Regions from separate parts of the Mus musculus genome. Here all the other regions are linked to region 1. The links are chromatin loops, found by intact Hi-C in ENCODE. Cell type or tissue: left cerebral cortex. All regions are shown on one strand. Region 1 overlaps Dock10 (dedicator of cytokinesis 10). Region 2 has its middle 21 kb from the start of Gm34098. Region 3 holds the start of Mrpl44 (mitochondrial ribosomal protein L44).

The links. Hi-C counts contacts between places; a loop is a spot of excess contacts. Peaks named below come from ENCODE experiments on the same cell type or tissue, not always from the same donor. Only the 100,000 strongest peaks of a DNase experiment are listed, where the experiment ranks them.
Region 2: it touches region 1 in a loop (2.2-fold over the local background); 3 of 42 quality-filtered maps call a loop at or near these places.
Region 3: it touches region 1 in a loop (5-fold over the local background); 13 of 42 quality-filtered maps call a loop at or near these places.

What each region holds. Positions count from the first base shown.
Region 1 is chr1:80,514,529-80,517,028 of GRCm38, reverse strand. Dock10 (dedicator of cytokinesis 10) reads left to right here. Exons shown (of 56, transcript NM_175291.4): 51 at 1,394-1,540. Among named protein-coding and RNA genes, the nearest start is that of 1700016L21Rik, 70 kb to the right of the region's middle. In left cerebral cortex, a CTCF peak has its summit at 951 (motif pointing right); a DNase peak (open chromatin) is centred at 946.
Region 2 is chr1:80,256,528-80,259,027 of GRCm38, reverse strand. No RefSeq gene overlaps it. Among named protein-coding and RNA genes, the nearest start is that of Gm34098, 21 kb to the right of the region's middle. In left cerebral cortex, no CTCF peak of the experiment used is centred here; a DNase peak (open chromatin) is centred at 1,177.
Region 3 is chr1:79,774,886-79,777,385 of GRCm38, reverse strand. It overlaps Mrpl44 (mitochondrial ribosomal protein L44), which reads right to left and starts at 1,368. Exons shown (of 4, transcript NM_001081210.1): 1 at 1,075-1,368. The coding sequence starts at 1,253. It also overlaps a transcript of Wdfy1 not described here. In left cerebral cortex, a CTCF peak has its summit at 1,142; a DNase peak (open chromatin) is centred at 1,318; H3K4me3 peaks cover 1,485 bases; H3K27ac peaks cover 449 bases.

The DNA of each region.
Region 1 (2,500 bases):
CATGTATTGGGGATCTAAATGCACTTGTGTCCTCAGGCATATGGAGGCTGAAGAGAGAATCATTTTGATCAAATTTCTACCTTTTTCAGTGAGGCAGAGTCTCTCAGACAATCCCAGAGATCTCAGATGTGGGTATTCTTATTAGCCAGTTTAATCAAAGGGACCTTAACCCCATCTTCTGGGACGAGAATTACAGAAGGGCTTCTAAGCCCTGGCTTCTATGGATTGAAATCTCCTCTCCTCTCACTTGTTTCCAAATGCTTAACCACTGAGCCATCTCCCCAAACCCTCAAAAACAATGTAAAAAAAAAAAAGTGTTGTTTCTTCTTGGACTCAGTAGTCTTATTTGTAGGTAAACTGTGCCGTCAGAAGAAACCGATAGGGTAGGCTCTTCTCGCTCAGCTCATCTTGTATTCTGAGACCACATTTATTCCACAGGGTCAGAAGGAGACATGTTCCTGTCTCTTCAAAGAGAATGAATTATAGGGAATTTCTCACTTAGTTATCTACAGATAATAGAATCTTCTTTTTCCTTGGCTTCAAACCAGACAGATTTATAACGGCTAAAGCCCACTGGGCTCTCGTGGAATAAAAATGATGGCTCAGGTGTTATTTTTAGTCCTGCAAACTCCATATTTTCAAAGGTTTTAAAACTGAGTAATTAAGTTACATATAACTAGCATATACCCTACAGTCTTTAAAGACATATTAATGTGGGTGCTTTTAAAGAGCTGTAATTGGGGAGTACTATGTTCAATTTCTGTCACACTAACACTGCAGAGTGTCAGATGTCTGCAAACAAGATGGTATAGGAACATGTAGTGACATATTTAGGTACCCGTGTGTGCCATATGGTGTCACCTGGGCTACGTTTAAAGACTTACAGAAGGCATAAAATGATAATGAATGGTCTAAAAACTGTCGAATATCACTCAAAATGTTGTGTTCTACTTAAGACTACCACAAGAGGGCATTCTTCCTCCAACTTATATGCAAACAAATTCTTCCTTTGATTTGTCCAAGCAAAAAGCTGGGAGTGGGGGAAGGGGATAGGGGTTTTTCGGAGGGGAAACCAGGAAAGGGGATAACATTTGAAATGTAAATAAAGAAAATATCTAATAAAAGAAAAAATATGTGTAGGATATGTGTTGACGTTCCTTCGCCTGGCTGGGGGAATGTTTATGCTGTTGTCTGATTATGACACAGTATTCTCTGCTCATTACTCTCTCCCTTTCTGGTTTGACCTTCATAGGCTGCTAATTAATGGCTTCTGACAAATGAAAGACGGGAACTTTTTTTTCCCCTTAGTATGTGGATTTTTTTTTTGTCTGGTTGTGATTTGTCACTGGAATTCTCTAATAAAGCCAGTGGTTTTTCTGTGTGTCTCCCCTAGGGATTCTTTGAGGAGGAGGAAGGTAAAGAGTATATCTACAAAGAGCCTAAGCTGACAGGGCTCTCGGAGATCTCCCAAAGGCTTCTCAAGCTCTATGCAGACAAATTTGGAGCAGACAATGTGAAAATAATTCAAGATTCCAACAAGGTAGGTGAACAAACAGTGTTCACACAGTGACTTGACAGTGTTCACACAGTGACTTGACAGTGTTCACACAGTGTGACTTGACAGTGTTCACACAGTGTGACTTGAGAGTGTTCACACAGTGTGACTTGATAGTGTTCACACAGTGTGACTTGACAATGTTCACACAATATGACTTGACTAGATTTTTCCTATTTCTACGCACTGTTTTTAATTTTCCATGCGAAATGAACTAGCCAAAATACTTGAGATATTTTGCATGTTGATTGGCTGGTGAGGTTTTGGATTTTTTTTTTATGTTTGTATCTACATGAGTTTATGAACACCATGATTATGCATGTGTTCACAGAGGTCAGGAGAGGGCATTGGATCCTCAGGACTCTGGACTTACAGGTGATTGCAAACCACCAAGTGGGTGCTGCTAACCCAACCCAAGAGCGTGATTGTAAAGCACCATGTGGGCGCTGCTAACCCAACCCAAGAGCAGTAAGCACTGTTAACCACTAGGCCATCTCTTCAGCACAATTATAAGCTTTTACCTGAGTAATATTTATATCATTTTTTGAAACAACTTAGCAAGTCTTCTGCTTTTTCCATAGTTCATATGCTTTTGAATAGCAGTTAAAATGTTGAAGTAGCTGAGCTCAGAAGCAGAGCTGGAGGAAAAGCAAGACACTTACCTGTTTACCCAGTTCAGGAGGCCTTTGTGAACCCCACCATTCTGAGAGCTGTCTTCTAATAGAACCCAAATTGCTATCACATGGTATTAATTTGAGAGAATCCACTGAAGGTCTTCTTGGATCTTCTCATTAAACTATTGCCAGCCTTCACATACATTATCATTCTCCAGCCAACCTCTAGCAAGCATCTACTAACATGCCACACCCAGAGCCAGGCCTTGAGACACAGAACCTCTTCTTCTAGACCTCTCAGTTCATATGCATGGAAAAACTTGTGTGAGTG
Region 2 (2,500 bases), 260 kb after region 1:
AAAGAAGACAGGCCTACACTGTCTGGAGATGGCTAGGAGAGGGCATCCCAGGTGCACAATACAAGACAGGTGGGATGGGACAGACAAGATGGTAGCAGGAGCCCACGGAATCCAGGGCTGTGAAGCTCACAGGGAGAGCCACAGCCTCCACTCCATTGCAAGGGTTATGAATGAAGTGCTGTGGAGCATTGCGCTTGCTGGGGTGTGACTGTGTCCTCAGCCTCCAGCAGAGGTTAAATGGCCATGATGGGAGTGTGGACTCCTCGGAACAACATTCCCTGGAATGTGGGGGAAAGGATGTCACGTAAAGGCTTTTGTTGTGAGAAGTTGTAAAAAAATTTTCCCATCTTAGGAGGAGGTGTTAAGTAGTTTTGTTTTGTTGGAATTTTTTTGGAGGGAGGGGGTTGGTTTTGTTTGTCTTTTGTACTTATGTTTAATAGACTTTCTTTTTGGAGTAGTTTAAATGCACAGGGAAATTGATCAATTTGAGAGTGGGGGTATCAAGGGGTCAGTGTGGAACCTTGCCATTTCTGTAGCCAGAGATCACGGAGTACCGTGCTGTGCACCTGGGACCTGGGGAAGAGGATGGGCTACACATGCAGCTGTAAGAATCATCAGTCTCTGTGGGTGTCATTTAAAGCCCAAGTGCGGGAAGAACCTTTGAAGGCCTCGCATACCCATGATGACCATTTGGGTTATTGAAGATGATCACCTGCCTACCCTGATACTGAGCTTTGCCAGTGGAAAGCACTGATGAGCCACCTCAGAGAAGCAAGGAACATTTCTGGTCAGGTTCCAGCTCTGCTGGCTCACAAACTGGCTTTCGGTCAGGTAGCTCTCCCAGTGCTAGGTGCCAGCAAGGTATAGCTTTCTGTAGCCCTGTAAAGGCTTATGATCTTTATTTCTGTGTCTGCACCATGTGTGTGAAATGCCACCAGAGGCCAGAAGGAGTCATCCCATGTAATTAGAGTTACAGGTAGTTGTTAGTCACCAAGTAGTTGCTGGAAGTGAACCCAGGCAGGACCTTTGATATGCTCTCTCTCTCCAGCCCTAGCTCTGGTTTTCTTAAGCCCTTAATGTAGGTTCAGTAGCTTATCTGATACTGCCAGCCAAATTGCTACAGCCGCATCCCGTTTTAGACATAACACATACACGCACGCACGTACAGGCATAGCAAACAGCTCTACTAAAATGGCTGTGTGACTTTTGTTCTTGGAGCTTTTGGAGCTGCCTGTGTAAGACCATTTGAGGAATCCCTCTAAGTTAGCAGGATGTAGTGTCTCTAGCACCTGATTCCAGCAATGTCTGCAGAGATGCCCCCACTCCTTCTGCAGGCCAGATTCCTTCTGTCAACTCACTGGCTGTTTCCACTGGCCCAAATCTTTAGACTTTGTTCACCAAGCTCTCCCCAGCATAGATAATGTGGTGGTAAGAATAGGTTTGAACCCCCATAGACCCATGTACTTAAATTCTTGGGTCTTAGGGAGTGGCACTATTAGGACATCCTATATGAAGCATGCCGTGAGTACCACCCCTGCCTGCACCTTAACATTGTTCCACTTTCTAGAAGCTCAACAATTTTCTGTTGAAGTTTTGCAGGTTTTGGCATTTTGTCATAGTAACTGGAACAAACTAAAATGTATTCTCATCGTGGAGAAAAGAATTTGGGAGTCTAATGGGCACCACTTCCAAATGGAGCCTCCTGAGAAGTCTGTCTTCATGGCATACCAGTTATAAAAGATAAGCGTCTATATGATATTATAATTAGTGTGTTCAGTTGATTTGTTTATCCAGTAGAATGTGTTGTTTCCTATGTAGAACACAGATCTCCTGAGTTGCTGGGTGGACTAGCCCCTCACACTTTCCTTACTGTTCTTCCTACTCTTACTGTGTCACATGGTGAATATTACTACCCCGCAGGTTGTCTCCCTTGTACATGTGGAGGCGTGAGGGGAGAATTCATGCTTTTTCCTTCACTGGCTTTTCTACAATCTCCAACCTCTACTGCCTCAGACTCTTCCTGCAGCCATGTACCATCTTCACCTCTGTCCTGTTCTCCTTTCTATCTGACCCTTACCGTGTCTTCTTTGGAGAGTGCTGAGATATTATGTCAGTCCCAACTAGGTAAATCAGGATAATCTTCCTGCTCAAGATAGTTTAAATCACACCTGCTGCTCTAGGGATTAGCATGTAAGCATTGTGAGGAAGCCATTATGTAGTGTATCACACCAAGTAAACTAATTTTTTTTACTTTTTGCGAAAAATAAACATTAAAATAAGGTTACGCTTTATTTTTTCTGGAACCTGAGGGATTTGCAGCTTCTGTTTTAATAATGTGGTATGTGTTGATTAGCATAACATCAAGAGATATGTAGATTTCTCTCACATTGATTAGTTTCTTTGTTCCAGTTGCTCTCTAACATAGAACATGGGTGTTGGCTCAGTGGCAGTGATGCTTGCTACCATGTCTGATGATCTGAGTTCAGTTATCAGGACCTAT
Region 3 (2,500 bases), 740 kb after region 1:
GGTTGAGGCTGTTCTAATTCAGTGGTAGTGGTAATTGACACAATGGCCTGGTGTGTGCAGGTACACTGTACAGACACACAATTCCAAGAATTAAATGCCTTTTCCTAGAGAAAATTAAATGTCTTTTCCTAGAGAAAAATAATGCCACAATAAAATCCTTTAAAGTTAAAAGAGAGAAGAAAAATAGATCTAAGTTTAAAATCATAAATCTAAATTTGTTTTCTATAGTTTTTTCCAATTTTAACTCATTAATCTTAAAATACCCACCTGTCTATTGGGCAAGGGAATGTAAATTAAGACATGATTCTGAGTCTTGCTTATTAAACCACAATAATTGTGCAATAGAAGGTGTATTCTCACTGGTGTTAGTGTAAAGGGGATTAATATTCTCCTGGAGGGCAATATTAAAATAGTAATCAAAGTCTCAGCTCAGGAATAACTAGCTAACTAGAGACAGTTCCTGCTTCTTTGGTGTTCTAACAATCTAACGGAAGTCAAATGCCAAAGAAACTGTAAGAATGAAGTTGATCTTCGTGTACTTTTGCCCACTAAGACAGAGTATACAGAAAGTGCATGATGCAGGATCGTATATAAGCATGATGCACTTTAGAAAAATCTGTGGGGTTTTTGTTGAGGTTGTTGTTGTTGTTGGCTGTTTTGATTTGTCCGACAACCCCCCCCCCCGCCCCCAGGCAAGAAGATTAATTAGATAAAAAACCTAAACTTTTATCCTCACTCCAGGCAGTGGACATGAAATTCTGTTACACACAGAATTAAATGTTTCTACCCTGGTACGCAATATGGTAGAATTGATGACCCTATTCCTCTTTAAAATACCCAATTGGCCTGAGATTAGGAAGTGACAAAATTGGGTCAATCCCAATCCCAAGCAGTTACCCTCTGGTCGACCCCATTTGCTTATATTCAGCTAGTGAGATTCTGCAGGGGACAGCCCAGCCCCTGTCGCCCAGTTCCTCTGCCCCATGCTGCCTGCAGGAACGTGCCCACCGCAGTTGCCTGCAGCCTGGTGTCCTCGCCGCCACCTTAGCCTCTCCACCCTCCCGAGACGCCTACCGTCGCACTGGCGGCGGCGGGCAGCGTAGCAGGCGCCATCGCTCCAGCTCTTTCTGGAAGCGGAAGGCGGCACGGAATCCCTTCTTCACTCCCCGAACCGGAGGAGCCAGCGTGGGGACGGCCGGAGCCAATAGGCGGCGAGGGCCCTGCTGCAGCAACCGGAATACAGCAGAAGCCATGGCAAGAACAAGGCAATAGGAGGCGGAAGGAAGACAGCCGGAGCGGTGTAGCCCGAACGCGGTTCCCCGGAAACTGGTGCAGCAGCAGAGAGAGGCCTGAACGCTGGAGGACACCGAAGAGGGAGCATGGCTAGTGTACTGCGCGTGCGCAAGTGCTTCTTTCTGCCCATTCTGTAAGTATGGGTGCAGAAATTGTTGAGAAACAGTTGCTTGACCCTATCAGTCTCGCTTGTGTTTATTTCTCATTAAAGCAGAACAAAAACTAGTTTTTAAAGTTCTAAATAAAACACTTAAATTTTCACAAGAAAAACATTTCTTGTTTACATTCAGTCTTAAAAGTTGCAGACCATCATTCCAGCCACTACTGAGGAAATGTTTTCAAAGTTTAAGGCTTCACCCAACCGTTTCCAAAAAGTCTCGCTTACAAAAGCACGTTCAGAAGTGTGTTTAACTTAACCAAAATTAAAGTTTGTATTTTAAAACAACTACTTTCCTCCCACCCTACCCCCCTCCCACAGGGGAAGACTCGGGACCAGGAGGGGTACATAAAAATATTAACAGTGAAATTACAAGTTTTTTTTTTAAAAATCTGTATCAACGTTTGAAGCTTTCCTAACAAAATATGAGTAAAAGACCTGAAGTCAGAAATGGAAGTGTCTCTGCTTCTTTTCCCATAGTTTTTATGGTGAACATCTTTTCCTTGAGAGGCACCTGTATGGTTCTTATACAAGGGAAACAATTCCCCTGCACTCACCCAGTTAGACTCCAGGGTCTTTGTGCCTGCTTTCACAAACAGCTTGTTCATTTTTTTTCTCTTTTTTTATTATTATTATGTATTTTCTTCAATTACATTTACAATGCTATCCCAAAAGTCCCCCCACTCCCTCCCCCCCCCCACTCCCCTACCCACCCATTCCCATTTTTTGGCCCTGGCGTTCCCCTGTACTGGGGCATATAACGTTTGCCTGACCAATGGGCCTCGCTTTCCAGTGATGGCCGACTAGGTCATCTTTTGATGCATATGCAGCTAGAGTCAAGAGCTCTGGGGTACTGGTTAGTTCATAATGTTGTTCCTCTGATAGGGTTGCAGATCTCTTTAGCTCCTTGGATACTTTCTCTAGCTCCTCCATTGGAGGCCCTGTGATCCATCCAATAGCTGACTGTGAGCATCCACTTCTGTGTTTGCTAGGCCCCGGCCTAGTCTCACAAGGGACAGCTATATCAGGGTCCTTTCAGTAAACGCTTGC